Regions from separate parts of the Homo sapiens genome. Here region 1 is linked to region 2. Evidence: read pairs that join two places in POLR2A ChIA-PET (ENCODE). Cell type or tissue: Panc1. All regions are shown on one strand. Links, peaks and the distances in the headings refer to the core of each region. The heading gives the core; the rest is flanking DNA. Region 1 overlaps BCKDHB (branched chain keto acid dehydrogenase E1 subunit beta). Region 2 overlaps BCKDHB (branched chain keto acid dehydrogenase E1 subunit beta).

Region 1 (16,480 bases), core at 5,646-10,645, 61 kb after region 2:
AAAGAAAAAAGAAAAAAACAAAACAAAACTGGGGCTACTCTTACCAGCCATGAATAGTCAATCTTTCCAAACACGTACTTTCTGTGCTTTCATTTTTTTCTTCTAGGAACTTGGTTTGTTTCTTTACGTGTTTATATTTTCTTTTATGTGTTTAATTAAGTTATATAGTTTCTTACATAACTATTTCACATCTCAAGTTTATCTTTTAATATTCTATATTTGGCATTGTGATCATATCATTACAGTTTTTTCTGTATTTCCCTTTCCTTTTTCTTTTTTGAATGTGGCAGAAGAGATTTAAAAATTCAAGCAATCCATTAACATAGCACTAAAACACACAGTACAATGGAGCTTATAATGCAAAGTATCATCTTCCTTCCCTGCCCCTACTCCCTAAACACAGCCACTTTTAACCATTTCTGTATTTTATTCTTCTGAAGGCCACTTCCATATCTCTAGCAATACATTGCACAGATATTTCTGCTATAATGGAGTATATACATTTCTGCAGAGTAAATTGGATTCTCCATGCATGCTCACTAAAAATAACAGGGTTTATGGAAAGAAAAAGTGCGTGTAGCAAACCACTTAAAACAGCTTGGTAACTAGAGCGAAGAAGGGTTTTTAACCAGAGTCAGGAAGGATTGAGCCTGTTGATTTATGGAGTTCAGGGCAAATGCATCAAAGTTGGGGAGAAAGATGTAATAAACACTTCTAAATCAGAGCAGATGGGCCAGCCTGAGCCAAGAGACATAGTGCATGGTACTATATTTCTCTGAGGCTTGAGTCAGCGCTGTGGCTCTGCTTTGCGTTTTGCTTTGTTCCTAAGTGGCATAAAACAATGTGCTGGGGCAGATTGTACATATGCCAACACGACTAGGTTGGTTGCCGCCACTTCTCACTGGAAACACATTTCATACTTGTGCCAGGAAAATGGACTTTTCCTTGCTCAGTCCATTCCCTCATGTGTTTCACTGCTGAGTTAGGTTTTGTCGGTGGAGCCTGGGTCACATCTTTATCTTGGCTATAATGGAGGCTGGAAAACATAGTTTTTTTATATTCTACCTTGGGAAAGTGGAATTCATAATTAGGAGAACTATCAAAATGTGGAGAATATGTTAAAAAGTTTTAGATTTTTCAGGAATCAGAAGCCTACCACACGCACATGCACTCATGCACACACATGCATATAGGTGTATACACGCACACGTATGTGTGTGTTTCAATGTCTGTAACTTTTGATTTATAAATTTTAACATAATTTATTCACCACTATGACACATAACAGTTTAGTGGGCTTGCATTCCCTGCTGTCTTCATCTCATATTTCCTCAGTTTTGAGTTATGATATTACCTGTATTTTATTTTTTCTACTGATTACCTCTTTATTGTAATTTATTTTAATTTCTATATCTTACTCCATTAACTTTGCTTAGAATCTTTTGACCTCTCACTATGTAAGAAGATGATGTTAATGCCCTCTACTCCTATATCCACTGTTCTTTCCTCCCTTCCAATTCCCATTTTCTGTCAGCTGATTATTTTTACATTGCCAAGACTGAGAACATTACATTGTTTTATAACCGAAATGAAATAATTAAACCCTTGATTTTAAAAGTTGAAAAGCAGTACACACTGTTAATATTATTATGATAACAAATATTTTTCACCACTGTTGGGGGTAAGATTTTATTTTTCACTTGAGGTCCAGTGCTTGGTCTTTGGGACCCTAAAAGGAGATTCTCTTGGCATCTAGATCAAATGGTTTGCCTTTTAAATTAGTGCATTAACTGTTCAATGTCTTGCCACATTCTGAATGTTTCATATTTGGGCTGTGGCATTCTTTTAGATCCTTTTGGATTTTTTAGTTTTAATTACCTTTCATTTTCTCTTTGAAAAATCAAGACAAGCCTTTAAAATATCTTGAAGATCACTCATATTCTTTTTTGGAATTTACTCTTTTTTTTTTTTTCTTTTTTTGGAGACAGGGTCTTGCTCTTGTCACGCAGGCTGGAGTGCATGGTGTGATCTCAGCTCACTGCAACCTCTGCCTCCTGGGTTCAAGCTATTCTCCTGCCTCAGACTCCCAAGTAGCTGGGATTGCAGGCATGCACCACGATGCACCACTAATTTTGTATTTTTTAGTAGAGACGGGATTTCACCATGTTGGTCAGTCTGGTCTCAAACTCCTGACTTCGGGTGATCCACACACCTCGGCCTCCCAAAGTGCTGGAATTACAGGCATAAGCCACCGCACCCAGGGTACTCTTAGTTCTCTAATTTCCTTTTCCAGTCTTGACTACCCTTCTCTATACCTGCTGCACAACAATCACCAGGGATGTTTCTCCACTTCACTCTTAAAGGCACCATTTCCTGGGTCCTGCGATTTGCTCTTCCATGGTTATCTTTCTCATTTTGTTGGAGTACATTCATAATTAACTTTTTAAAGCAAAGGGCATATTGGGTGCAGGAGGTTTTCTGACACTTGTGTTAGGTAAAATGTTTTTATTTGGACTCAACATTTGCTTGATATTTGGCTGCGTATAGTATTCTAGGTTCACAGTAACTTTTACTTAGGACTTTGAAGATAATGCTTCATTATATACTAGTGTCACATTGGGGTAGAAAATTTTGATGCCACCCTGATTCTTATTCTTTTATACATGATCTCTCTGTGTGTTTGTTTTTCTGGAAGCTTTTGTGATTTTTTGATACATTTTATACTGAAATATTACAGGTGTGAATCTAAATATGAGTCTGTTTGACTCATCTTGTTTTGCCTCTCATGACTTTCCTCTGGGAATGGCCTACATATTTAAGGATAATTATATTCTTTCTTTTTTTTGTATATTTTCTTTTCAAAAAACTCTTAGCAGTTGTATGATAGACCTGCTAGGTTGATTCTGTTTCTCATTTCTTCTCTCCTAGTTTTTGTCCTGTTGTGTTTTTACAGTGTTTTGCATATTTCCTTTATTGTATCATTTAATTTTTTTTGAATATTTCAATCTCATCAATCAAAATTTCCCCCTTGTACTCAGTTATTTTTGTATCATGCTATTTGTTTTTTTTTTTTTTTTGTCATGTATTTTCCTTCAGTTGTTACGGGTATATACATTTTTTTCAAGTTATGTTCTATAGATTATCTCTGTTTCTTTAGTAGTGTTTTTTTTTTTTTTTTTTGGTCATAGTTCTTTTCTTCATTTGTGATTGTTGATTATTCTGGATACCTGACTGGTGCAGCTTTCCTTTATGTCTCTTTCTTCTCTAGGCTTTTCCACTATGGAAAAAGTTGCATAGATCTGTGCACATGGATGAGACATTGCTTTAGGGTAAATGAATGAGAAGTTCATCCTTAGGCAGAAGGGGTTGCCACTAGGTTAGCAAATGGGATACTCTTGATTCTTGGACATCAGTGCTCATAGGATAAGCCTGTCTTTGTAGGCAATTTGAATGCTTTTTATCAGAGACTAGCTCTTTTTCTTTTCTTTTTCTTTTTTTTTTTTTTTTTGAGATGGAGTTTTGCTCTTGTCACTCAGGCTGGAGTGCAGTGGCAAAATCTCTACTCACTGCAATCTCCACCTCTTGGGTTCAAGCAATTCTCCTGCCTCAGCCTCCCAAGTAGCTGGGATTACAGGTGCCCACGACCATGCCTGGCTACTTTTTGTATTTTTAGTAGAGACAGGGTTTCACCATGTTGGTCAGGATGGTCTCTAACTCCTCACCTTGTGATCTACCTGCCTTGGCCTCCCAAAGTGCTGGGATTACAGGTGTGAGCCACCGCACCTGGCTATTTGCCTGATTATCTCTGGCATCATGCTTTTTATTTGGGTTTTATTTGGGGGAAGTGGAGCAATTGATACAACTGTGTTATTTAATTCTGTTGTTTTTATTCTCAATTCTTATACTCACCTCTCTACCTGCTCATGAGCTCATCTTCTCTCTGGGAGATTAGCTGTTTCTTCCACTGTACCTCCATTTATCTCCGCATTGGCTTCCTCTACTCTTTGTTTATATTTTCATCACACACCCACAAAAGACTTGTTCAGTCTCTCTTGTCTAATAATCACTACCCCTTCCCGACTTTGTTGTTTTTGCTGTTACAGGTTTTTCCTTTTGTATTCATGTCCTGTCTTGAGAGAAAAGGGACATGAAAGCGTATACTCAGTCTGTCATCTTGAACTGGAAAGTTTTCTCTATTGCATTTTCTTATTTTTTAATAGGCAGCATAATTTGTGTATCTTAGTCTGTGTACTGTCATTTCACCAAAATCTTATTTATTCTAATAGTTTCTTTATTGGTTTTCTGAGATTTTCTAGGTGGGTAATCATATTCTGTAAGTAAAACCTATTTTCATCTCTTCTTTTCTAATCTATATTCTTATTTTTTCTCATTTGTCTAGAACGACTGAATGATGATGAATGAAAAAAATGATAGCAGACATTAAATGTGATATTTATAAGGCCCAATTTGAACTTATTGAATTATTAAGTAGAAAATTGAAAGTATCAACTTCATTGTATAGATTTCTGGCTTACTGAGAAATGTATCAGCAATTTTCTGCATAATTAGTGTTTTTGAGTAAAAGAATTTGGCACTTACAGCCAAATACCGAGTATCTTATATGTTTCTTTTTCCAATAGCCACAATTCAGAATTGGGCTTCCTAAAACAGTGTATCCTTCCAATGGCGTTTCCTAATTTTATTATTATTTTTTAAAACGTTTTATTTTATTTTAGATTCAGGGGGTACACATGCGTGTTTGTTACCTGGGTACATTGTGTACTGTTAGGGATTGGGCTTCTAGTGTATGTACCCATTACCCAAATACTGAACATTGTACCCAGTGGGTAATTTTTCAACCCTTTCCCCACTCTCAGGCTCCCTCCTTTCGGAGTCCCCAGTGTCTATTATTTCCATCTTTGTGTCTGTGTGTACCTATTGTTTAGCTCCTACTTATAAGTCAGAACATCCAGTATTTGATTTTCTGTTACTGAGTTAGTTCACTTAAAAGTTTACCTAATTTTATATGACAAAGCTGGCAAATCACTGTTGGGCAACATGATTAATGTTATTGCAATAAGTCAGTTAAAAACAAGTCATTTAATTGGCAGCTATGAATCTTCAACTCTAAAGCCAATAAAGATCCAGTGAAACAACGATTACTAGAAAGATACCTGCATTTGAAAAATATGCCCCTCCTGATTGACAGCTAAAGAAAGACTCATTGCAAAAACAGACTCATTGCTTTTTCCTCTGTCCCTTCTTTCCCTGGATGGATCTAAGATCTGATAAGTCTTTCAACACTGAGTTTACAGGTTTTTTTCTTCATGGAGCTGTTCCTGATCTTTTTTTCCCATTGTCTTTTAAGTCTGCCTTGGAGTTGTCTTCTTAGTGTTCCCGTGGCATTTTCCATCCATCTGTTTCAGAGTAGATATCCCTTAGTGTTGTAATTTTTAATATCCTTATCTATTTCTCTCTAAGAGATTGGGTTTCTTGGAATCTCAGTTTTTTAGGATGTGGCTAAGAATCGTGAAGTAGGTAGAAGACTTCTAAGCAGCTTGAGGTGCTACCATAAACCCATGTATAAAAGCACATACATTTAGTCTATAAGAGTGGCTACTAGGCCCTTAATCATATCCCATCAACTGTTACTTTACATAGAATTCTAACAAACTTTTTACTTAGTTTCTTAGCCCACATTAGATTGGAAGCAACACATTAGAAGATGGGGAAAAGTTATGTTGATGAAGGTAGGGATGTTGGCAAGATCTAAAGATGATATATTGATAGCCTGAAAATAAGATAACTGATGGGAAAAGAAAAATCTGTTAAAAGTACAAAAGAATATAGTTTTAAAAATCACAGCCATTCATATTCATTTAATATAGAAACAAGGTAAACATCTACCTTGATAGCATAGTATTATAATTGATGTTCCAAATTATATCTATCATTGTGAAGAGATTAATTTCTGTTCTATATGCTGTGTTTGAAATACAATATTATTGCTTAAGGTATGAGTGGGGTGAACTCTCAAATGTGTTGAATAACTCAGCCCCCTACAGTGCTAGATAAATGAGTTCTTGTTGGTTTCTTTCTAAAAGCTGCAGGGTACTGGTGCTTTGCTTCTAATCATTAATTTTCCTTTGGTTACATTCACATTAATAATAATGTCATTAAGTCATCTTCTGTTAGGGCATTTTTCTATAAATTTCTAATTTCTTATGTCAGTTTTGGAAAATAATAAAATGACCCCTTTCTCTTGGCTCTTACTATTTTTTCTTTAATTATTTTAATCATGGAACTACTTATGAATTTTTCTGGTAGAAGCCTTAGTATACCATTAATTCTGATACTATTTTGCATTAACTCTTTGTGATATTTTCTAGACATTGCTTTAGCTGGATTGGTGGGCAGGAAAAAAGGAGGCGATTAATCCTCCATTTCTGTAGATTGAGATTTTGAGGTGTGACAGATACGATATGTAGTAACAGTACTGCAAATCCCTGTGCTGGGGCTTGAAACTATTAATCTTGTTGTGAATCATATGAGACATGTTTCGTATGTCTCTCCGTGTGGTTAAACTCTTCCAGGGGAGCTTGGGCTGGTGGTGCCAAAGGGTGGAGGGGGATTGACTAATCTGTTAAATAGCCTTTTATCTGTGAGTCTAGTTTCTCATTAGTATTTCTGACCAGAAGAATAGATGGTTGGAAATGTGGACTTTTGTTTTTAATTAGTCCCTCTAGGGATGAGAGGCTTATTTGGAAGAATGGAATTTTAAGGAAGCCTGACAACCTCAGTTTCCATGTGATTGAAAATGTTTGGCAGCTGAAAAATGTTTCACAATTATGAGTTAGAGCCAGATTTTCCACTGGCTAAGCTGTTCTTTGGGAGTTAGATACAGGGTAACTCATATTTCCACTTTCAGGTCTCAGTGGCTCCGTTTAGGGTGCTGTTCATGGGACTCTAATGCTCCTTCCTTCCCAATGGCCCAGAAGGCTCCCATGAGGTTTATTCTTCTATCATGTATAATAAACTGATGAAATAACCATATTTCATCTCATATTTATGCATTTTAATCAGGTTGGTTGATGTTTACCACAGACATATGTCTACAAGCATTTCATTATCTATAAAAGAGAGATTTTTTTCTTTCCTTTTTTTTTTAAAACAAGGTCTCACTGTGTTGCACAGGCCGCAGTACAATGGCACAATCTCAGCTCACTGCAACCTCTGCCTCCCAGGCTCAAGTGATCCCCCGACTTCAGCCTTCTGAGTAGCTGGTACTATAGGTGCACACCACCACACCCAGCTAATTTTGTATTTTTCTTTTGTAGAGACGGGCTTTCGCCATGTTGCCTAGGCTGGTCTTGAACTCCTGAGCTCAAGCAATCTGCCCACCTCAGCCTCCCAAGTTAAGTGCTGGGATTACAGGAGTGAGCCACTGTGCCAGACCCCCAAAAAGATATTTTCTTCCTCTTTTATACTACCATAAAATTATAATGCTACTGTATTGCCACAGTTTTACAACTGAGTCAGTTTTGCCCAAGATCCTTTGATCTAGCCAAAGTTTTGAAGTAGCCAAAAGTGCACAGACTTTGGAAGCCACGCAGTTCATCTCCCTGTGCACTTCAAGGTGACACCCTGACAGATGGTTGCTGAGCACCCACTGGATTTTTCCCATAAAGTGAGGCAACCAGTTCTTTTGTTGTGCGGTTCTAGTTGTTACAGTTTTCCATTGTTGAACTGAAATTTGCCTTTCTCTAACTTCCACCTATTGATTCTTATTCTTCCCTCTTGTATGTAACTTGCCTTTGAATATTCGAAGACAGCCTCCTCATAGTCCTCTTATATCTAGGTTAAGCATTCCATCCGTTCCTTTCAGGTGTTATTTAAATCTCCTGGTTTGCAGATGCACCACTATTCTGACTACCATTTTTTGGACATAGTCTTTATCTCTGATGGCCTTTAACTTAAAATGGCATTAAAATGGTCCTTTAGATATGGCTTGAGTAGCTGAATGCCTAGTAGAGCTGTTTTCCTAGAAGGAGATATATACTTTCTATACTTCTGTTTTGGAATACCTGAAAAGATAGTTTCTTGGCATTGGATATGTTAAGCAGATGCACATATGTTAGGGATGTTGTAGACAAAAAGTGAATAAAAAGTATGTTGGGAGGGTGGTGTCCTTACAAGAATAAATTTAAATGGCTGTTAATTTTTAACAGCACTATTATGAAATATCAACTATAAAATATAGGGCATATTACAGTATATAATGTTGGTAATAATGTCTGAGTGAATATTCTTTTCTTAGAAGGTCACTTAGGTGCTTTTGTTTTTTGAACAATTCCTGAATAAACTTGTTAGAGTACTTTGTATCTGTGAAAGATTGCATCCCTTGTCAAAAACTTTCAATTTCACAAAAATTCCATCAACATTTTCCCTTCACAGCAACATGATAGTGCTTTAATTTTCTCAATGTTTGGCCACATTGTTAACTTATTTTTTTCCCCACTTTTCTTCATTCTGCTCCTTCCTTTGAGGCAGTGTTTACTTGTTCTTTATAGAGTTAACATTTGGTGCAATACAACTAGATTGTTAGAAACTTTTAAAAACCCTACTCAGTATTGTTATTAGCATTGTTTTGTCCATTACCAACCATTCACCTGTTTCCTTTCCTAGGATAATGTTAACTGTGCTTTATTAGATGCTCTCAGATATTTACCAATGACATTTTTGTAAATGGAATATTGTTTACTCTTAATCCTAAAGTTTACTCTTAATCCTTAATCCTTTGGAATGTCTGTTGACCTTACTGTAAATTTAAGGCTGTATAACTGATAGATTTCAGCAAATTATGGCAGTGAGAGTTTTGATGGTATCTATTTTATGTCAAGTAATTCTTCAGTGACTATGTTAACATTTCACTGCATTGTGTAGAGTCTTATTTTGTTTTTCCATGAGGTAATTTTTAAAACTACAGGGCTATTGAGAGATATTTAGTCCAGTAATACATTCCATATAGGGGCATTCAACGAGAAGATTCTTGTGTTACAAGGAAAGGATGTTAAAAAACCAGAATCTCTCAGTAAATTGTGGTCTGTAACAATTCCATCCCTGGGGAAGGGCGGCGCATTGAAACTTCCATGACTATTAATCTTGAGAGAGAGCATGCATTGTCTTGTTGGACTGAAGCCTCTAGCCATCTTATCAAGCCAGAGCTACAAAAGTAGGATAACTTTGCATCCCTTTTTGGCCCACTGGTGAAAATGAAAATGGTAGGAGTGGATGGACAATAGATTAGGTTCTTTGACAAGTAAGTGTTGAGTGACAGTCATGAATATTTCCCATTTCTTGATTTTACCAATTGTGTCTCTAAATTCACTCACCAGAAATATACAATAAGAAGCTGAATTTTCTTGGATTACTTAACTTGTTTTAGTGAATGGGTGAGAAAGGTTTCCAGCTGTAGCTGTCAGGTTTTTTTCTGCAGCAGGCGCCTGCCTTCAGCGTTTTTGAGGATAACACGATACACTCTTTCTTCTTTTGCTACCATTAAGCATATTATGCTGCCTTTTGTAGGCAGGCCACCAGGCTATAAGTCGGACTCCGTAGTCTGGTTATGAGCTCTGAGGCATGGAGAGGGATCTCTGGCCCTGGCTTTTCTACTGGTTGCTGGATGACCTTGGGCAAGTGAGTCAACCTCTTCTTTATCTTCTTTCCACTTTGTAAAACTGAGACTTTCTTTTTTTCTCTAGTCTTAAAAAAAAGTTTGCAACCATTAAATATAAAGGGTAAACAAGAGTTTCTTGAGTAAGTTAACACCTCTCTGGATACTTTAGTTAATATAGATAGGATTACTTCTTGGATTACTACAGTAAATTAAACAAAATACTCTACATGCATTTAACATGTATTACAGATTGTCTATATTAAATAAAAGATGTAAGTCGTGTCTAATTTGTAGAAGTTATTTCAGTTTCTTTTGGAGGAAAGCAATGTAGTTATTTATGTTGTCCCTGTAAGTTGTATTACAGCATTAGAGAACTTCTGGGGACACTGAAGAATTGTTTAGTCACTTAAACCCTTAAACTCCCTTTAGGGAGTCCAGTTGATTCATGTGGACCCTCCAAATTATCTCGTTTCCCAAATTTTAAAATTGCATTGGGATTATTTCATCTCTTTAGGGCTTTTTTACTTTTCAATTTAATTTTGCTATGTTTTAAAAAAACTAGTGGATGAATTATGCTCACTCTGAAAAGTATTTGGGTTCCAGTTTACATAAATTTAATTCCAGTTTTGTGTCCCAGAAGTATGCTATGTCTTTAAAATTCAGTTAGCTCATTAACACTCCAGTTCTCATATTTGAGTGCCCTATAAATCTGTATACTTGAGTAACCTGAGCTGCAATCTGAAGTTAATAATACAATCTGTTCTTAGGTATGTGACCGTAAAATTCCTTAAAGGGAGTCCTGTGTTTATGAATCTGAAAGTGTTGAGCTTGAGGTAACAGTGGGGCTAACATCTTATGTGAGGGTTTAAAAATTATAATAATCTACTAATGGTAGAGATGTTTTCTAATAAGAGTAATTCTGTGACTCATTTTAGTTCCCTTGCTTTTTATTCCTGTGAGCCATAGAAAGAACCCACTGTAGGGGGTTAGAAATATTTTTTCTTATGATTGTGGGATGAAAGAGTGGTTGCTTTTTCCAACCACCATATGTGGTGATTAGGCTTTTCAGAATGACATTGGGGTACACACTGAGCATACAGCAACAGTCTTCCAAATAACTTATAATAAATAAAGTATGTAAGACGTTTCCCCCAGCCAGATGTAATCTTCAATAGTAGAGGAATAAATTTAAAGTGACTTCCCACAGGAAAATTTGGGAAATGCCTGGATGGACCAAGAAGGCAGTCATGCTGTTAGAAATAAGCAAACTCCTTTCCTCCTTTCAGGTGAGAATATATGATGGTTCATTTAAATTTTGTTTTTGTGATTTCTGGGATTTCTTAGAAAATGCATGGATAAAACCAAAAAACTCCAGTGAACTAAAAGTCTATTTGAACTGTTTGAACCTTGCTTTGCATTTTTGCTTCCAATATTCAAAAACATTTAAGCAGATGGTACTCAGATAAGTGTGGGGACATCTCCCTGAGTGTGTAGTAACAGATCTAATTTTTGTAAATTGAATTGTACTTTACATCTAATAGAGACAGCACCAGTTCCTGGGGATTCTTGAAAGGTGGCAATCTAAATCACCTTTATTTTCTGAGCTTCCTCTCAGGTGCCTAAAACAGCAGCTTCAGAATTTCTGTGAGGATGAATATGGGTGTTGAAGTGGGAGATAGCTAGAGAACTTGTCTTGAAATGGCATTTTGTTTTTCACAGACAGTGCTTTGAGATGGGTTTTATGTTTATTTAGGTGGGCTTGGGGTGGGGGGTTTTGTGATAGCCAGCCTTTGGTGCTTGTACTACTCTCAAACCATACCCGAGCCACATGTGCAGGCATGTGTGTAGAGACTTGAGGTGTACTGACCCAACTTGTCACCAGCCTGGGCTCTCAGAAGGTTTCAGAAGTTTGTTCTTCTCTCTGCTCGATGGGAGTTAAAAAGTATAGCAGTGGAGAGATCCAGTGTGAGGGCCTGGACTTCCAACCTTCCAGGGAGAGCTGGGCTTGGGAGACTAAGAACTCCTCAGGTATGCCTGAACATGCCCAGTAGTCTATAGCAAGGACTGGCCACTGAAACACAACAGAAGACATCCTGCCAAACTAGCATCTCCTGAAGGCATTCTCGTTAAAACTGTGTATTCCTTCCATTGTTTTTTTCATTTAACAGATACTCAGTGAGCACCTTCTGGGACCATGTGTTCTAGAAATGGAGAACAAAGTAAACAGAGTAGAAAATATTTTGCCCTCTTGGAGCTTAGACACTATTGCAGGAGGCAATCAGTAAACAGATATACTAATACATATTTAAGTCAGATCCCAATAAATTTTATGAAGAAAAATGAAGCAGCTTACAGAAATAGCAGAGTGAAGGGAAGGGCTATGATAGATGGTTAGATGATAGTTGTCACTGACCACTGCTCTCAGGTGGTGCCTTTTGAGCAGACACTTGGTATCTGAGAAGAAGAGTTGGCAGCATGATAGCATGTGCAAAAGGCCTGAGGCAGGAATATGTTTGTCCTATTGGAGGAACAGCAATAAGCTTGGTGTGGTTGTAGTCGGGTAAGCAAAGATTGTAAGAGATGAAGTCATGGAAGTAACCAGTGGAACAAAATAGGGATGTCCATTCTTATCATTAGTAATCAACATTATGCTGGAGAGTCTAAATAATTAGACTAGAAAATTGAAGAGTTGTTATTAAAAAAAAAGAAAAAGTAAAATTATTTGTATTTTAGTGAACATGAGTTTATGCTTTTGAAATCTAGAAGACTTTCACTAAATAATTTAGAATCAATGAAATAATTGAGAGAAGAAGCTTGAAATACAATGACTGTTTATAAAATCTATAGGTTTTCCTCATATTATTAGTAAGAAATAGCCAGAAATGGAAAATGACAAAGATATCCTATTTATAATTGAAACTATAAAATACTTTAGAATAAATTTTACAAGAAAGAAAGACAGTGGATACATAAAGAAAAGAATAAAATCTTAGGAAGGCTGTTAAAATCAGACTAAAATATACTGTGTTCTTAGGTATTCTTAAACAGTAGCACATAACACCATTTAATACAACCCCAATTTGAATTCCAAAGGGGTTTTTAGGTTGTTTTTTTTTTTTTTTTTTTTTTTTTTTTTTGAGACGGAGTCTCACTCTTTCGCCCAAGCTGGACTGCAGTGGCGCTATCCCGGCTCACTGCAAGCTCCGCCTCTTGGGTTCATGCCATTCTCCTGCCTCAGCCTCCCGAGTAGCTGGGATTACAGGCGCCCACCACCACGCCCGGCTAATTTTTTGTATTTTTAGTAGAGACGGGGTTTCACCGTGTTAGCCAGGATGGTCTCGATCTCCTGACCTCGTGATCCGCCCGCCTCGGCCTCCCAAAGTGCTGGGATTACAGGCGTGAGCCACCGCGCCTGGCCAGGTTTTTTTAAACTACCTAAAAATATTTAAAACTATATATAAAAAATACATGCCCCAAATAGCCAAGAAAAAAACAGTGAAGAAGATTTTCTATTGCCTGAAATTAAAATTTACTGCAGTGCCATGTAAACAAGCTATGGCTGGGATTTGACATATGGAACAGGGGGTTAGCAATTTTTTTTCTATAAAGAGCCAGATAGTAAATATTTTCAACTTTGTGGGCTATATGGTCTGTCTTAATTATTCAACTCTGCCCTTAAAGCAGTGTTTTAGTCCATTTTGTGTTGCTGTAGCAGAATGCCACTGACTGGGTAGTTTACAAAGCATGAGATTTATTTCTTACGGTTCTGGAGGCTAGGATGTCTAAGGTTGAGGTGCCTGCATCTGGCAAGGACCTTCTTGCTGTGCCATGATGAAGGAAAAGAGAGCACGTGCAAGAGAGAGAAGGAAGGGGGCCAAATTCCTCCTTTTTCAAGAACCCACTCGTGATAAAGTCATTCTGTAGTGACATGAGGGCTCTGTCATGAGAGCTTCATTCATGAGGGCTTTGTCTAATAACCTCTTAACAGTCCCACCAAACACTATTGCACTGAGAATTAAGTTTCCAACACATGAACTCCAGAGGACACATTCAAACCAATGCAAGCGCAGAAGCAGTTGTAAGTAATAAATAAATCAGTGGATGTGACTGGATCTCTTCATTGCCAGTGGTTGGCCAATTCATGATGTAGATCTTAAAACAAAATAGTGCTCAGAAATAGATAATATATGGCAAGAGTGCTATTTCAAGTCACTTGGGAAGGATAGTTTACTGAATAAATGGTGCTGACAGTTTATGTAAATTCTACTTAATTATACATACTTAATGTATGATGCTTTAAATATAAAAACCAAATAGTAAAACAATAGAAAAAAATTTAAGAGAATATTGTTATAACCTAGTGTTGAAGCAAAGTTTTTAAACAAGGCAGAAAATATAGAAGCTATAAAGAAAGTATAGATATTTGGCTACATAAAAAAGGAATGTTATTATGTATTATAAACATTTATAAACAAAAATAAACAAAAATAAAAATGGTATTCTGTGAAAAATATTTGCAACACATATAACAGAAAAAGGGCTATTTTCTTTACATCCAGTGTGCCTCTAGAAATGACCTAGTAAAAACAGGGCAAAGAACAGTTTCTGAAAAGAAAAGCCAAGTGGGCAATGACTGTAGGAAAAGATGCTCAGTATCATAGAAGCTGTAACCTTTTGTAAAATGGGATAGTAATAGTACCCACCTCTTAGTGCTGTTGGAAGGATTAAATCAAATCATACAAATAAAGTATAAGAAAGTGGTTGGGGCCAGGCGCAGTGGCTTATGCCTGTAATCCCAACACTTTGGGAGGCCGAAGCAGGCGGATTATGAGGTCAGGAGTTTGAGACCAGCCTGACCAACATGGTGAAACCCCGTCTCTACTAAAGATACAAAAATTAGCCGGGCCTGGTGGCACGCACCTGTAGTCCCAGCTACTTGGGAGGCTGAGGCAGGAGAATTGCTTGAACCCAGCGGGCAGAGGTTGCAATGAGCCGAGATTGCGCCACTGCACTCCAGCCAGGGTCACAGGGCGAGAGTCTGTCTGGAAATCACTGTACTGCTGCAAACTTTCTAAAAACAGAGTACATGTAGTTCACTGCCTTTTCCAATAAACCTTTTAAAATTTATTCTGTTTTTTCAACTTAGCGTCATTACAGCATAATCTTTTGGTGTAGGTTATAATACCAAAATGCTTTCAGAGAATTAAAGTATAGGGATATTTCCTACAGCATCCCTGGATTTTGGATATATCCTACCTGCTTATTATAGTGGCTCTTTTCTCCTTTACTGGTAGACTGTCACCTGTCACTTCCCTGTGCTGGCTGTTTAGTCTAATGCACTATAGCACTTTCTTTAACCCTTTTTTTTTTTAATCTCTACTTCTGATTGGGAAACCAGAGAGCTAAAATCGATCAAGATCAACCATAGAACTGTTAACAGAGAGAGGAAAGTAGGCATTCTTTACAATTAATAAACTAATTATGATTTTGTAGTAGATCTATTTTATAAATCTAAATATGTATCAGTATTTTTCCAAACATCTCATCTTTTTTCAGAGAAATTTACTGTGGGGCTCCTTTGAATAGTAGAATCCCCCTTTTCAGTTATATACATACATGTTTATATTCTCTCTATAGCACATATACATTTGTATATGTATGTGTATATATATACTGTATATATACTACATGTATTAAATTCTCCTTATGGTATGGTTACTATGTAAATCACCTGTAAATAAAATTATTTTATAAATATAAATATAAATGTAAATATTTAATATATTTAATATTATATTAAAGAGATATGTATGTTCTATATAGAGATATGATATATGTTATAGATATAACATCTATATCTGTGTTATATATGTATGAGAGTGTGTGTATGTGTGTTTGTGCGTTCTCTTTCTTTATGGCAAGCATATTAAAAAAATAACAGAAATCCAAGACAAAAATTGCTTGAGTCTTTTAATCAAGCCATTATCTTCATTTTCATTCATGTCACTATGTGAATGCATAATTTGCATAGTAATATGTAGGAATATCATGAGTAGATTTTAATACTTTATATTTTCATTTAATGCTTTTCTGCTGTCTTTTGTTTTTAAAGTTGTTTCTTCCTTTCTCTCAGTACTCCCTGTGCACAATTGACATGTCCAATACTCATGCTTAATATGCTTGTTTTTATATTTTCAGGTATGAAAGACTTTTTTGGACTTAATCATTGTTTCCATTTTGGCACCATTTTTGTCCTTATCTCATTAACATAGTAAGCCTAAAATGTCCTAATTCCAGGAACGGATAAAAATTCCATTCCATTTTATATTCAAAGGTTTGGATTTCTACCTTAATCCATTTCTTAAAGTGGCTAATGATTTTTATTACCCTAGTTGTCTCTAGGGCAGTAGCCTTTCTCAAATCATTTTAGTATAACTTTACAAAATGAATGCTGTAAATATACTATGAAACCTTCTTGAGATCATTCCCAACTAAGAATCAAAATTAGTGACTTATCTAAACATTCACATTCTTTTATATGTTGGGAAAGTTCACATCATTGCTCTTATCTGCCTCTAAATTCTTTCTCTCTGGATCGATAGTTTCCTGCTGGTTTTCAGAATCAAGTGCTTCTTATTTTTCTGAACCTTATTAATCTTAATTAGGCCTCCCTGGCTCTGGGGATTATTTAGAATTTCTTCAGGTAAAGGTCACACCTATTTGTAGTTCTTAATCTTTGCATTTTATCTACTTTGCGTGTCAAATGTTCAATGAAATGGAGCTCTACTGTAGGGACTCAATTTG
Region 2 (16,480 bases), core at 5,278-10,277:
TTCTATACTTGCTTCTAGTGATAATTGAATAAGGCACACATATAATGCAGAATTCAATATGGCTGTGATACCAACCATATCTTTAAGTGACTTCCTTAAATTAGTGTTCAAGGACTGCTTGTTAGTGGTTTTGTTTGGAACGAGGTCTGATTATCCTTAACTGGTTAAGGAAGCCATGAGGTTATCAGTACTGTTGTGTACAGTGCATTTAGGTGAATAGGTATTCTTTTCATTAGAATGATTAAAGTAAAAACAAAAACAGAAAGAGATTAAATATATTATCAAACTCAAAGCTTTGTTGGTGTTGACATTTCAGCAGAAAACCGTTGTTCATTATGCCATATTTTTTACTGTTAATTTGAATTTAATTGGTTAGGTAGTTACTTTTGTATTTAATTTATAAATTTGTTTTGGCTTTGTCTTTTTATCAGGGTAATAAATGCTAAGTTTTGTTTTGTATGTATTAAAATAACATATTAAAAGTGGTTTAAGTTGGCATTAGGAGTGTAAGAACACATTTTTCCCTTAAAAGTTGTATATCTAGTACTTGGTTTGAGAAACCTCAGTCTATGATACTGAACATTATTGTATCATAATCATGATAGCTAACCTTCAACTAGATGTTTTCTATTTCATTTTCTATGGGTTGCTTAAAATTGTGACTTTTCTCCTTTTCTGTCATTAAAAAAATTAATTTCTCTAATACATGGCTACCTAAAATCATGACATAATCCACTGATCTGTGTGTGGGTAGTTGCATATTCAAAATATTGTTATCTGGCCTGATTTTTAGTTTCTGTGATTTTTGACTGTCATTTCTATTTTAATATTACTATTTTGGGTTCATTTTTCATTCATTCATACATTGAACAAATGTTTTTAAAATTCCACTATGTACAAGGGATTGTTCTAGGCACTGGAGATTATTGGGTGAGAATTTTTTTTTTTTTTTTTTTTTTTGAGATGGAGTTTTGCTCTTGTTGCCAAGGCTGGAATGCAATGGCACGATCTTGGCTCACCGCAACCTCCGCCTCCCAGGTTCAAGCAGTTCTCCTGCCTCAGCCTCCGAAGTAGCTGGGATTACAGGCATGTGCCACCACACCTGGCTAATTTTTTTTTGTATTTTTTTTTTTTTAAATAGAGACAGGGTTTCTCCATGTTGGTCAGGCTGGTCTTGAACTCCTGACCTCAGGTGATCCGCCCACCTCGGCCTCCCAAAGTGCTGGGATTACAGGTGTGAGCCACTGCGCCCGGCCAAGAATCTTTATATTTGGGTGGGCCTATAGTCTCTCTTCACTGTCAGATTTTCTAATTGTTTAAATGAAAAATTTCATGTTTATATTACATAGTACATATCTATTTCAACTAAACTAAATCTGTCTTGCTGACATATCTAGATATCTTAGTACTTGGTGTTACCACGTCATGATTGCCATAGACATAAATGTCTCTTTAGTCCAAAATGATGGGTCTTTTAAGCTTGTTCATTCAAACGATATTACTGAAAGACTGGTAAATTCAAGAGGTTGTAGTAGGCACTATTGGACTACTGATGAAATGAATGAGACAGTCTGTGTTCTTAGCAGAGGAGCTTAGAAATTTTAATCCAGTCACTGAACCCTTGAAACTAATTTGGGCTTTGCTGTGTGTTGACATTGTTGTATCTATACCCAGAATTGCAGACTCATTGATTACAGAGGGGCTTTTGCATTTAATAAACATTCATTCAGTAAGCATTTACTAAGCACATACATTTGTTTCTGGTTGATTTTTATCTTCTTTAATTTGTCTCTTAGCCATTACGATGACCCAGATATCTTGCCTTGGAGTGTTCAGAATAATAGGGTAGAATCTGTAGGACAAGGTTCACAAACAGCTATTTCTAAACAATGCTTCTTGGAGGTAACAATTTGAAGAATATTGTTGTAGGATAATTATAATTATAGGTAAACTTCCTAAATCTGGAAACCTTGGAACCTGTCATATTCTAGAACCATAAAAATAGTGCTGCTTTAAAGCAAAAGCAGAATTAGATAGAGGGAGATGTCCAGAAGAGATGCAAGACCAATGACAGCCTTGGCCAACCCTGTGGGATCTGTGCAATCAGAATGACTCTTTTGCCAACTAGTTGTCCCTAGTTGGGCTGAAATGACCAGGCCTTTGTACTCTCACACTGATCAATCAGTGGATGGGAGATGCCAAGCATGACCTCAGTCTAGGAAGTTCACTGCAGATAAAACAGACCCTAAAGGGTGTGATAGCTGAAGTGCTGATATCTGTCAGCCAACAGATTTCTTAGTAACCAAGGCAACATGGTGGGTGATCTTCACAAATGGGTGATCTGGGCTTCATGCATCATAGTGTTCACCCTAGGCAGTAAACTGTGACGATTACCTTGATGACAGGATTGCTTATTCAGTGTTCTTTTTCATTTTCTACCTCTGGATCATGAGTAGCCTAATTTACGATGCTAATATGTGGTGGATTAGGTGTGAGTAAGGGGAACACCATTTTCCCTTTACTACTTTCAACTTAGGTGTTAATATTTGGTAACTCTAATAATAAGGTGACTATAACCCTTGGTTTACCCAGGTTAGTCCTGTTTGCCTAGAAATACCCAGTTTAAGCCTGTTGAAAATCAGTTAGCTTAGGAGAAATACCTAATGTAAATGATGAGTTAATGGGTGCAGCACACCAGCATGGCACATGTATACATATGTAACAAACCTGCACATTGTGCACATGTACCCTAGAACTTAAAGTATAAAAAAACCCAAAAAAACAACAAAAAAACTATCTTCTCAACTAGTACAGAGACTAGATTAAAAAAAAATCAGTTAGCATCTAACATCTGTTAATTATTTTTAGTAACTCCTCACAGTCTCAGAAGTATCCCAGTTTGTATCCCAATACAAGATAAACTGTATTGTCATTCTACTTAGTAATTTTTTAAATTTGCGTGCATATTCATTATTTAAGCATTTTTCTGGCCTGTCTAATGAATAGAATGTTCTGTTTTCCATTTTTTAAGAGGCAGAAATGGTCTTCTGGATTAGCTTTGTATTTTTGCTTTAGTTGACCCTAAAACAAATGCGTTTTATCTTTATCAAATTTTTCATCATCAAGCTTTAATATATTGTGAAATCACAACATATTCTATCAAGTATACTATGACTGAAATTACTGGATGTATTATTTATTTCTGTCTCCCACTGTTACAATTGTGTCTATAATGACTTTTATTTCCCTGGTTTATTTTGTAGCTTAGTCACAAATATTTATGTTCTTATTTATCTTTCTGCTCAGAGACTGGGACCTGAGCTGTTTCCCTGATGGAGTCAATCATTTTCCAGAAGGATATTCCGACCTATTCAAATCTAGGTCCTGAGGAAACACAACTTGCTTAGAAATAGACAGTTTTAAATCTGCTTTTACAGAAATCTTTTACAGAAATCCATAATGGAAAGAAGAAATTTAATTTTATCCCAGATAGATTTAATAACTTGCAGATCTACTTTGTTCATAGATAAACTCTAAAACTAATTAAAGCTTCTGAAAAATGTCTAGGGACAGAAGAAACAGATTCTTAGTGATTCCTTTAACCTATCAGGAGGTAATAGGCTGTCACCTTAAGTCATGCTTTTTCGTTTTCTTTTTTTTTTCTCATTCTGTCTCCCAGGCTGCAATGCAGTGGTGTGATCTTGGCTCACTGCAGCCTCTGCCTCCTGGGTTCAAGCGATTCTCCTGCCTCAGCCTCCCAAGTAGCTGGGTTTACAGGCATGCACCACCACACCTGGCAGATTTTTTGTATTTTTAGTAGAGATGGGGTTTTGCCATGTTGGCCAGGCTGGTTTCGAACTCCTGGCCTCAAGTGATCCGCCCACCTCAGCCTCTCGAAGTGCTGGGATTACAGGCCTGAACCATCACACCGGCTTCTTTTTCTTAATTGTTTCTCTGCCCTCTTTTCCCTATTTTTCTGGTCTATAGTTGTGGCTGAATGTTAGATAGGGAATAGGGTTCACTGGTGGACTCAATTTTACCCATTTCTAATTGCTTAGCAAGAGGAGTCACCTGCTGATTTTAATATGAAGTTTAGTATTGTGTAATGGACAATATCTTTAACAGATGGTGTACTGCCAGTGATGTAGAACTTCTTAATCATGCTCCCTTTACAAAAGAAGAACACTATTAGAAAGCGATGGTATGATTTTATACTTGATCTTCAACAAGTGAGAAATTGATAAGTCAAATATACAGTCAGCCATCTGGCATTCCACACATGTTTTCATTGACTTGGGAGATCATGGAGTTATACAAAGCAGGAGTAGCACAATATAAGAAAATGGCATGTTATAGAAATATTTATTTCTTTTATTTTAGTTATCTATACTATTGATCAGCAACAAGTTTATCAGAAATTTTCATTTTATTCAGCTATCTGAGTTTAGAAAGAAGTAATTCAGATGGTATTTACTTTTTTTTGCCCAATCAAAGCTGCTAGGCATTGAGGAACTGTTTCAGAGTGGGCATAGTTTTTTCCTTCACATGAGGTCAAAGCCACTAACCACTGAATTAAACATTTGCTGAGCTTGGTTTGCAGCACTTTGATTGATATAGATTCCTTCTTGCAACTTCTTTGAGCCTCCGAAACTTACTGTGTCATTATAGACCCCAACTGCCTTTAAAAGATAGGAATTTCAACATCCTACAATTTAGTCATCATTTGGATGAATGACTTAAATTATTATATATTTTAGGAATATTAATTTTTTATACTACCTGAGCTAAGCTGTGTGAAATTATTATCTTATGACATACACACTATTTAATATATTGAATTTCAGAAAGTTGGTTCCAAATATCAAATAGCTGAGTAGAAAGTAGAAAAAGACAATCCAGTTGCTGAGAATGGGGCAGAAAAAAAAAATGTGATTTCTAAATCCAAAGAAACTAGCTCCCCTTATCTAATTTATCCTTTCAAACTAAAAATATGTTAAATGCTGTCAGTGTGCCGGGTAAGTAAGTGCTAAGCACTGACACTCCCCCTCCTTGTCCTTATGGACCTCAGGCTGATCCTCTTTGTTCCCAGCCTGGCTCACTGTCACTCTCTCCAGCATTCCTGTCAGTGTCCACATGGATGGTCTTTTCAATATTCTGGCTTCTCAGCTTCTTATCCTTTTCTTCTCTGGTGATCTTATCCTCCATCCTACATCAGCTTTTCATTCTTACAGCCATACTCTTGTCATTAGCAATAACAGTGGTCTCTGCATAATCTCAGTTTGAAGCATCCTCAACTCTGATTAGCATTTTGAATCTCACTGTAGCTCACTGCTTCTAGTACCTCCATTCCAACAATCTTTTGACCTTATTGATTCTTAAAAGCCACGGATTTTACCACCTTGTTGCTGTCTTTCATTTCCCTGATTACCTTTCTTTCTTTTACATCCAGTTTAAATTTCATGTCAATATTTGCTTGGCAAAATCTAATTCTAGTTAAATCCATCTCTCTGTGTAAATCCTGAGCTGAATGTCACTGGAGCAAAACATGCCATGATGCAACTGGTCTTTAAGTTCAAGGCTGGGAAGTTCCGGGGCACTCATGTTGCCTGCCATCATGCTGCATGTTCCGGGTCCATTCGGTCTTCCATTCTCCCAGATGACTATTTCATACTTTTTTCCCCCTCCTCAAAACAGCTTCTCCCATCCTTATTGTTAGGTAATAATTTAGTTTTGCATTTTACTGAAAGGATAGATGCCACTAATAAGAACTTGGATAAGCTCTTATCACTGCATATATCCATGTACCACCATCAATGCCCATATGCCTTCTTTCCTCCTGCACTCTGAAAGAATGTAAGGGTTCCTATCAACCCCTCCACAGTAGATCCCTTCTTCTCTTGTCACCTTTTCAAAGACACGGTTCCAGTTATTATTCCTTCTCTCCATTTTATTAATTTTCTCAAAATAATCAGTGTTCTCTTCTCTACTGATCATTCCCATCAGCCTGCAAATATGCTGTTATTTTTTCCATCTTAAAAACCTGTCTTGCTGGGTGCAGTGGCTCACGCCTGTAATCCCAGCACTTTGGGAGGCTGGGGCGGGTGGATCACCTGAGGTCAGGAGTTTGAGACAAGCCTGGCCAACATGGTGAAACCCCATCTCTACGAAAAATACAAAAATTAGCTGGGCGTGGTCGTGGGCGCCTGTAATCCCAGCTACTCGGGAGGCTGAGGAAGGAGAATCACTTGAACCCAGGAGGTAGAGGTTGCAGTGAGTGGAGATTGTGCCACTGCATTCCAGCCGGGTGACAGAGCGAGACTACATCTCAAAACAAAAAAACCCAAAACTCTCTTGACCCCATATTCCCCTCTAGTGACTGCTCCCTTTCTCTTCTCTTCTCTCTCTCTCTTTTTTTTTTAAGACAGAATTTCACTCTGTTGCCCAGGGTGGAGTGCAGTGGTGCCATCTCAGCTCACTGCAGCCTTGACCTCCTGGGTTCAAATGATCCTCCCACCTTAGCCTCCTGAGTAGCTGGGACTACAGGCACGTGCCACCACACCCGGCTAATGTTTTTATTGTATTTTTTGTAGAGATGGGGTTTTGCTGTAGGGTCTTGAACTCCTGGGCTCAAGTGATTCTCCGAAAGTGGTGGGATTACAGGTGTGAGCCATAGCGCCTGGCTTCTTCTCTCTTTTATAGCACCGTTTCTCCATATAATTGTCACTACTCATTGTCTTCAATTTCTCTGCTTCTATTCTCTATTCTCACTTGAAGTCACTGCAATTAAGCTTTTTTTTTTTTTTTCTCTTCTCTCCTACTTTGCAGAAACGGTCATGTTAAGGTCACCAATGATAAAATCCTCAGTCCTCATCTCACTTTTTAATAGCAGTATAGACACAAGTTAATCACTCTTTTCTTGGAAACACTTCCTTTTGGGACAACACATTCTCCTCCTGGTTTTCCTCCAAACTCTGGCTTGTTTTCCTTCTCAACTTGGCTGATTTATGTCTCACCTGCTTGTCTTGTTAACATTGGAGTATCCAGGCTACAATCTTAGATCTCTTCTTTTCTCTCTATTTAAATTTACTAGGTAATCTTATCCCATCCCTTGTTATTAAATGCTGTCTTTATGCTGAAGACTTCCAACTTATATCCAACAGTCTAATTGATAGCTCTACCTGAATATCTGAGGGCATCTCAAAGTAAACATCTCCAAACCTGAGCTGCTGATCTCTCACCCAACATGCTTCTTCACAGTTTTCCCTTTCTCAGTTACTGGGAACTCTGTCCTTCAGGTTACCCAGGCCAAAAGACTTTGAATCATCCTTAGTATTGCTGTGACTCATACTGCACATCCATTTCATCAGCAAATCCTTTTAGCTCTATCTTTAGAGTATATCCAGAGTCTCACACCATTTCTCCACCTTCTCTGCTATTATGCATTGTTATCTCTTACTGGGATTATTGCAGTAGCAGATAATCAATCTTGCTGTGTCCACCCTTGCTATTGACAGGCTATTCACCAAATACGAGTCAGAAGGATCCTGTTGAAATGCAGCTCAGAGAATGGCATGACCGTACTCAAGAACTTCCTGTTTTTCTCACTCACCTGCTCTCTGACTCGCTCTCACAGTAAAAGAGGGTTTACAATGTCCTCCAGGGCCCTGCTTGATCATCTACCCATTCCATCCTGTAACTCCTTGACTTTATCTCCTACTACTCTTTCTTTTACTCTAGACCAGGCAATCTGGACTCCTTGCCCTTCCTCTGATATATTAAACATTTTCTTACCCCATGGTTTTTGTACTTGATGGTCGCTCTGCCCAGAATATTTATTCTCTCAGATATATGCATGGTACACATCCTCATTTATTTAAACCCTTTGCTTAACTGTCACCTCTCAGTGGGGTCTTCCCAATGTCCTTAAAAATCATAGTAGTTTCCCTCCCTCCATCACCTACTCCCCTGGTTCATCATCTAACAAACTAAATATTTCCTTCATTTATTTTGTTTTTATTGCATTTCTTGTGACTAGAATGTAAACATTCATGAGGAATGTTTTCGTTTTGTTTGCTGCTGTTAGGAAAGTGTCTGTATAATATTAAGTAGTTTAAAAACATTTGTTGAATAAATGTATGAATTATTATAGTCTTTTCAGTGTTATAATTTTTCTATTACACATAAGAAATGGAGCCTTAGAGTGTTTAGTAATCCGTGGAGGTAACACTTAAACCCAGGTCTTTCTTGGCTCATAGTGCAGTCACTCATGTATTTTTTCATCTATCAGGACACTTACAGGGTACTACAGGAACTTTACATTGGATGAATTGCATTATAAGATAGAGGAAGTCATCAATATTGTGTGTCTTATTTGTGCTCTTCTCCTCAATCAGTATCTGGGAGAAAATAGAAACCGATTTTTAACAGTTCATGTTGAAGCACTTTTTGCTACATCATAGAAACTTGTCAGAGAGACTTGTTAAACTATTTCCTCAAATCAAACATGTTTTGGGGTAAGAGAGTTCTGAGAAACTCACTTTTTTCTGCTTTCTATTGGCAACAAGGCTATATTTCTTACCGAGATGAAAAATATCTAAATCCCATGAACTAGCAAGGAATCAATAAGAATGCTGCTAGTTTGGTTAAGGTGGTTCAGGTATTCCAGGGCTGTGAATTCCATGGGAGACAGCTGGAATTTACGTTCATTTTCTACCACTGAGTTTTTGGTTCACTGGAATCATAGATTTTCAAAGATTATCAAGCTACTCACAGTCAAATAGGGAATTGATGAGGAATAGAGGTCACAATTTCAGAAGATAGTCACAGATCATGATGAGTATGAATCATGCTTTCAGTTTTTGCAGCTGCTTATAGCCTGGCAAACTACAGGATGTGTCTGGTCGGCATTTCCCAACACCTGCCCCATGTTTCGTTCATATTCAAAGGAAATGATTAAGCTAAAAGTGAATTCTATATATGAAAAAGAACTGGTATCCTTGGATTATGGAAGTGAAATATGAATACCAGGTTTCTCCCAAAACATTTGGTTACATGGCCAGACTGTGGCTATTGTCTTTGTCCACCCAGAATCCTGAAATTATAATTTCTAATGAAATTCTGGCATGAGCTGAGAGGTGGTGAAACGTCAAGTGAGAATTGAATTATACGCTAATAAAATTGTACCTAGTGGTTCGAATGGATCGTCTAAAGGGTTTATCAAACTTCTCTAATTTGAAGGGTCTCAAACTCCAAAATCTGCCTCCTTGTTGGTGGGCACAGCTCTTTTAACTGGGAGAGATTATTTGCTGCTGGGCTTTTGGAGTGTCCTGTGGGCACAAGTGTTGGCAAGGATTTGATCAGTTTTTGCACAGATTTTGGGGCTCCTCCATGCTGTGCCCTTCTTTTAGGGATTTAGTCTCTCAATTTTCAACCACTGGTAGCCACAGACTATTTTCTGACACCTCAGATCAACCAGACTGAGTCTATTTGTTTGAATTTTAGCTGTCCTGACTCATAGACTGGGGAGTCCTTTTGCAGGACAAGGCTTATGAACGTCATGGTCATCCACTGGGCTTAATTTCTTTCAAGAGTCAAGACTCCAGTTTATGCCTACTTTTGGCCCTTCAATGCCTTTAAATAGTTGTTTGTTTTATTTTGCCCAGAGTTTATAATCATTAAATGTGGAAAGGATAGTCTGAAAAACGCAACTCTGACATTACGTTCAGAACCTCAATAAGATATTTTGTATAGTTTTTTCATTATTATTCAATTTAAAATACCACTTTCTAATTTTCATTATAGTTTCTTCTTTGAGCTGTGAGTTACTTAGCTATTTATTAAAAAAAATTTCTAGCCAGGCCCGGTAGCTCATGCCTGTAATCCCAGCACCGTGGGAGGTCGAGGCGGGTGGATCACCTGAGGTCAGGAGTTCGAGACCAGCCTGGCCAACATGGTGAAACCCCGTCTTTCCTAAAAATACAAAAATTAGCTGGGTGTAGTGGTGGGCGCCTATAATCCCAGCTACTCGGGTGGCTGAGGCAGGAGAATGGCTTGAACTCAGGAGTCAGAGGTTGCAGTGAGCTGAGATTGCGCCATTGCACTCTAGCCTGGGTGACAAGAGCAAAACTCCATCTCAAAAAAAAAAAAAATTCTAACATAAGAATTTTTTGAATGATCTTTTTATTGATTTCTAACTTAATTACACTATGGTCAGAGAATATATGTAATTTTCATCTTTTAAAATTTGTTGAGATTGGATTTGTAGTCCAGTATATGGTCAATTGATGTCAGTGTTTTCTGTTTAATTGAAAAGGATTTGTATTCTTTGCTTCTGGGTGCAGTGTCCTTTGTATGTCAGTTAGGCCATGTTTGTTGAACATGTTTAAATCATCTCTATTTTTCACACTCCCTCCTTTTTTTTGGTATGCCTTTTTTGTCAGTTATTAAGACTAGTACATTAAAAAATCATCTCCCACTATGTGGTGATTTTGTCCATTTGTCCTTTTAGTTGTGTTGCTTTTTTCCATTTATTTGGAGCCCATTGTTAGATAAGTATAGATTTAGAATTATTTATTTCTTGTGAATTGAACCCTTTAACAGTATGCGTTTTCCCTCTTTATCTCTGGTATGTTTTTTTCCTGAAAGTCTACTTTGCCTGCTATTAATATAGTGACATCAACTTTCTTTTGGTTAGGTTTTTTATTGTCTATTTTTTCCTTCTTTTTTCTTTTTTTTAACAACCTTTCTCTGTCTTTAGAGTTTGTGTTTCCTTTCAAATAGTTGGGTTTTCCTTTCTTTTAAATTAGTGTGACAGTTTTTATTTTCATTGAAACATTAGATTACTTACAATTAATACAATTATTAATTGGATTTAAATAATTCACCTTACTATTTTTTTTTAATAGAGACAGGTTTTCACTATGTTGGCCAGGTTGGTGTTGAACTCCTGGTCTCAAGTAATCCTCTTGCCTTGGCCTCCCAAACTGCTAGGATTACAGGTGTGAGCCACCGTGGCTAGCCATACTCTTTATTTTCTGTTTCCTCTACCTGTTCTATACTTCTCCATCCCATTATTAGTTTACTGAATTTTTAAATGTATTATGCATGACATTACTCTCATTTGCCACATTAACCTTTTTTTCTTTTCTATTTTAAGGAAAAGATAGAGTTTTTAATACCCCATTGTGTGAACAAGGAATTGTTGGATTTGGAATCGGAATTGCGGTCACTGGAGCTACTGCCATTGCGGAAATTCAGTTTGCAGATTATATTTTCCCTGCATTTGATCAGGTAAGTGAATGAACATTTCTAAGGTTGTTCATTCATTGAAATATTCAAGTATTGCCGCTACCCTTCCACCCACCCTTACCTGCATTCTAAACATTTTATTATCCTTTTACTAATGTATTACAATTATAATTTTGTTATGAGCATATATTTAAAGATCTAATAGAATAGTTTAAGCAGATAGATTGGGATTGGGTGAAGTGGCTCACATCTGCAATCCCAGCACTTTGGGAGGCCAGGGTGGGAGGATCACTTGAGGCCAAGAGTTCAACACCATCCTGGGCAACATAATGATAATGAGAACCCATATCTACAAAAACTACAAAAATTAGCCCAGTGTGGTGGCACATACCTGTCATCCCAGTTACTCTGGTGGCTGAGGCAGGAGGATAACTTAAACCAGGAGTCCAAGGCTACAATGAACTGTGATCGCAGCACTGCACTCCCTGGGTGACAGAATGAGACCCTTTCTCAAAAAGAAAAGAAGAGAGAAAGAAAGAAAGAGCGAGAGAGAGGGGAGAGGGAAGAAGGGAGAGGGGAGAGAGGAGAGGAGAGAGGAAGGGAAAGACAAGACCCTGTCTCAAAAAGAAAGAAGGGAAGGGAGGGAGGGAGGGAAGGAAGAAAAGGAAGAGAGGGAGGGAGGGAGGGAGGGAGGGAGTGATGGGATCCTGTCTCAAGAAAGAAAGGAAAGGAGGGAGGGAAAAGCTCATTGTGCTATGGGAAAGGAAGGAAGGAAGGGAGGGAGGGAGGAAGGAAGGAAGGGAAAGACTCATTGTGCCATGGGAAAGGAAGGAAGAAAGGAAGGAAGGAGGGAGGGAGGGAGGGAGGGACGAGACCCTGTCTTAAGAAAGAAAGGAAGGGAGGGAAAGACTTATTGTGCTATGGGAAAGAAAGGCAGGCAGGCAGGAAGGAAGGAAGGAAGAGGGGGAGGGAGGCAGGGAGGGAGGGAAAGACTCATTGTGCCTTGGGAAGGGAAGGAAGGAAGGGAGGGAGGGAGGAAGAACGGAAGGAGATTGGAAGGGAAGGACTCATTGTGCCATGCCCCGTCTTTCTTTCTGACCCTCAGATTGTTAATGAAGCTGCCAAGTATCGCTATCGCTCTGGGGATCTTTTTAACTGTGGAAGCCTCACTATCCGGTCCCCTTGGGGCTGTGTTGGTCATGGGGCTCTCTATCATTCTCAGAGTCCTGAAGCATTTTTTGCCCATTGCCCAGGAATCAAGGTATGTTCATTTATGTACTTTATTTGATTTCTATTTGATGTTTCCATTTTGATTCATTCTATTTAATATCTATGCTTATCTAGAGGAAAGAAAACAAACAGGATTCTTGGAATTTATGTGAACTTAACTGTATTTAAGAAGGGGAGGTTAGCAGTTCTTTTAAGTATGCTATCCAATGCCCAGTTTTACAGCAAGTTCTTTTTGAAGGAGGACTGGTTTTATAAACTCTGGCATTGATTAATTTTATAGACTTCAAAGAATAAGACCAAGAACATAGTTGGTTTACCTCCCCTCTCTTTCAAAGCTTTATATTTCTTTCTAACTTAAGTCTTTCTCACTTAACTGATGATGGGGTGATTTTAATAAATCTTTTGTTTAGTCTGTATTTACCTCAAAGTCACAGGGATAACACTTTTGCTTTTAATGTATTTCTTACTTGTTAAAAAGACTAAGAGAAGACTGTTACCTAGATTTTTTTTTTCTGTTTAAAGTTAGGTAATACTTGCTCAACCAATTAATTTTGAAGCATCTCCTTTTTATAACCTGTCTTTCACAAAAGCTTAGGTCTTTTGATGGTAAAAATATTTTGAGTTTTTTATGTCTTAATTTTTTGTATTATCTTTTCTGTTTCTGTTTACTGAATAAGCTTTTCAGGGGATCATTGTAGAAACCCATAGATGTGTGAATCCAGAGATGTATATTTGTTTTTTGACCACATGAATTGATTGTGAGCATGTGTCTATGTTTTATTCTTTTTTTCTTATTTGTTTTTTCTACCAGATCAAAGTTATAAGCTTATCTTAGTTGAGTAGATGTTGCCTGATTTTTGAATGTGAGCTAGAAGTTGTAGACTGGGAAAGAAGCCATGTGCGAGGCAAGTTATTTTTGTGCTTGAGCTAAACATTAATTCACATTTAATATTTATAACATTATATTGTTTTTAAGAACAGATCTTTTCTGTCTGTCCCCTGCCTTCTCTTTTCCTCCTTCATTTTCTTTCTTCCTCTTCCTTTTTCCTTTTTTTTTCAGCTGAAATGAAAATATACTTAAAGTACAAAAGGCTAATATGAAGAAAGCAGATGAAGGGAACTTAAAAAGTAGGAACATAAGATAAAGACATTGTGTGATATGGTTATTAATGTGTTCAGAGGTCCAGAACAGAAAATAAAATTTTTTATACAGAAAATAGTGACATTTTTGCTGCTCTTTTATTTTTAAAATAAAACCCTTCAATAAAAATGGCATAAAAATGGCTTTGAAAGCCAAATATAGTTTGCCTCAGGGAATCTTAAGTCTTTGTGGTAAGTTCAGGTTTATTTTAATAACTCTTCCTATATAATATTTGTCTTTAAACAATTATAATCATTTAAAATTAGACAAAGTTTGTGATTTAAGTCAACATTAGATAGAAGTTAAGAGCTTGAGCTTTGGTATCAGTGGGAATTGGGTGAGACTCTTTGATCAAGCAAGTCGTGTGACCTTAGGCAAGCTACTTGTTCTCTCTAAACCTCAGTGTCTATTTCTAAAATGAGGAACATTATAATAGCTACCTAGTGGGGTTGCTATGAACAGATGAATTAATTCACAGAGTGCTTGGCCAAGTTTACACGTGTACTTCCTACTGTCATTATCATCTTCCTTGTCATCACCCTCATTCTCGAGAAGGTCCTGGAGCCCTTTCCTGTGAGTGGAAGTGTGGACTATCCACACTTTTGTTTTTGCTTTGCTATATAACTGGACACTATGGTGCCTGGACTGTAAAACTCAGTGGACTAATTTTTCACTTATGAAATGAAGACCATATTTTTTTTCATGGGAAAAGAAGATTTTGACATGTTAAAACTGGAGAAGAGAGTTGCATGTACTTTGAAAGTAGAAACAGATTATTAGTAGAAGAGATTTCTTCATAGATAAACACAGGTAGATATTAACAATATTACAGTTTTTTGCTTTGATGAATGATCTTTGCATATTCTTTTTATTTTTTTTATATAGGCAAGTTTAGCTTCTTAAGAGTAGTATCTTAGTTAACAGAACATGGTAGACATCTGATAAATATCTGTTGAATAAGAGGCATTTTTATTTTTATATAATATGTAAACTTAATAAGTGATAATTAGGCTTAAAATAAATAGCCAATATCTATTTTTAATTAGTAACAATTGATTATTTAAATATCAGCCCTTCTTAGCAGCGAGTTTACTGGGATATATTTTTACTAAAATTGTCTTAAAAAAATCTGTTTTTGCAGGTGGTTATACCCAGAAGCCCTTTCCAGGCCAAAGGACTTCTTTTGTCATGCATAGAGGATAAAAATCCTTGTATATTTTTTGAACCTAAAATACTTTACAGGGCAGCAGGTAAAGATTTTCTTTATTTTATATTTGTGAATATCTTTATATACTTTGTTTTTTATAGCTCTAAAAGTTATATCTTTTTTTTCTATATGGTTGATTTATATTTTCCTTGTAGAAAGAATCTTGATTTTTTTGGTATTTAGTTTGTCCTCAGGTGTAAATTTTATGTTTGGGAAAAATTCATCTAGCCATTTTATATTTTGATTGTGGAAACAAAGAGGAAATCTGAAGTGGTAGCAACAATAAAGGGACTATGTTTAACCACATAGTAGGTGCTTAGTAAATATGGATTGAACAGAAAAGTAAATGAGCTCATTTTACTAAATAGTATATGTTTCCTTTTAACTAAAGTGACCATAAAGGTCTTCCTTCATTTAAATCAGGATACCTTTGACTGTGAAGGAGGTGCTGTTAACAATTATGCTGTGCTGTCAGGTCTATGCTGGGATGACTGTGTAAAGCAAACTAAGGTGTTTGGTCATCCTCTTTTTAGCTCAAAATCCTGATTTTATAAACATACATCTGTGACTGCTAATTTCTTCACTGTAATGGAAATTTTAAATAGCAAATGATTTTTTTCTGTCTAAAGCATTTTAATCACTCCTGGAAGCTTCTTCCTCACTCTTCACAATGGATCCATTCTCCCTATGCCAAAAACAGCCACTTTCTGATTGCCATCAGATTAGGTGTACATGTGTTTGGGCTTCATATAAATCCATGCACACTGCATATGTTCTTTTGTGTTTGCTTTCTTTTACTCAACCTAATGCTTTTGAGATTCATTCATGTTTTTGCTTGTATCAGTAGTTTATTCACTTTTCTTTGCTGAGTAGTAGTCCATTGTATGAATATCTGTTGTTCATTTCTATTACAATAATATTACAATTTTGTACAATATTAGAACATTTCTACTTAGTAAGGAACATGGTCATTATATTGGATGAATATTCACTGTTCATTTCTATTACAATAATATCTTACAACTGTACAATATTAGAACATTACTACTAAATAATGAACATTGTCATTACATCATACGAATATTCATTGTTCATTGATAGTATTATTACTACTAAGTAATAATAATTTTTCTTGTTATTCTTATTTTTCTAAGTATTCTAGTTACTAAGGAAAGTAGCTTGGCCCTCTTCATCAAGGTAATTTTTTGTGAATAGTATTAGCATATTGCAACTATGTTTCTGGAGCCAGCCTGCCAATAAATGCTTCTTGGCTGTGGGGAAAAGAACACCCAAAAATCTGAGGCGTGTACAGTATTGTTTAATAAGTAGCATTTCATTGTATGAATAGATCACAATTAATTCATGGCCCATGCAACTGGGCTTCTGTTTCAATGTATCCATTCCTCTGTGATGAGTTTTTCAAAGTGGATGTGTCATTTTACACTTTCATTGGAGATTTTTCAGAGTTCCTGTTGCTCTTAAGTTTAAAAACAGATTTTAAATTGACTCTAGATTTATATGGACTCTATTATAGTCTGTATCCCATTATGTAATAAAAATGAATGTAAGAATTTAAAATTTTGAAGTGAATAGGAAAATATCAATGATATATTGTGAATAGCTTTTTGATGAAAAGGATTTCTAATACTTTGGAT

Evidence for each region. Peaks named below come from ENCODE experiments on the same cell type or tissue, not always from the same donor. Only the 100,000 strongest peaks of a DNase experiment are listed, where the experiment ranks them.
Region 1: POLR2A ChIA-PET joins it to region 2 with 7 read pairs; 3 of 35 experiments call an interaction of 5 or more read pairs at or near these places.

What each region holds. Positions count from the first base shown.
Region 1 is chr6:80,217,244-80,233,723 of GRCh38, forward strand. All of the region lies in intron 8 of BCKDHB (branched chain keto acid dehydrogenase E1 subunit beta), which reads left to right. Among named protein-coding and RNA genes, the nearest start is that of BCKDHB, 120 kb to the left of the region's middle. In Panc1, for the core only: no CTCF peak of the experiment used is centred there; no DNase peak of the experiment used is centred there.
Region 2 is chr6:80,156,523-80,173,002 of GRCh38, forward strand. It overlaps BCKDHB (branched chain keto acid dehydrogenase E1 subunit beta), which reads left to right. Exons shown (of 10, transcript NM_183050.4): 4 at 11,156-11,289; 5 at 12,353-12,508; 6 at 14,760-14,868. Among named protein-coding and RNA genes, the nearest start is that of BCKDHB, 58 kb to the left of the region's middle. In Panc1, for the core only: no CTCF peak of the experiment used is centred there; a DNase peak (open chromatin) is centred at 7,449.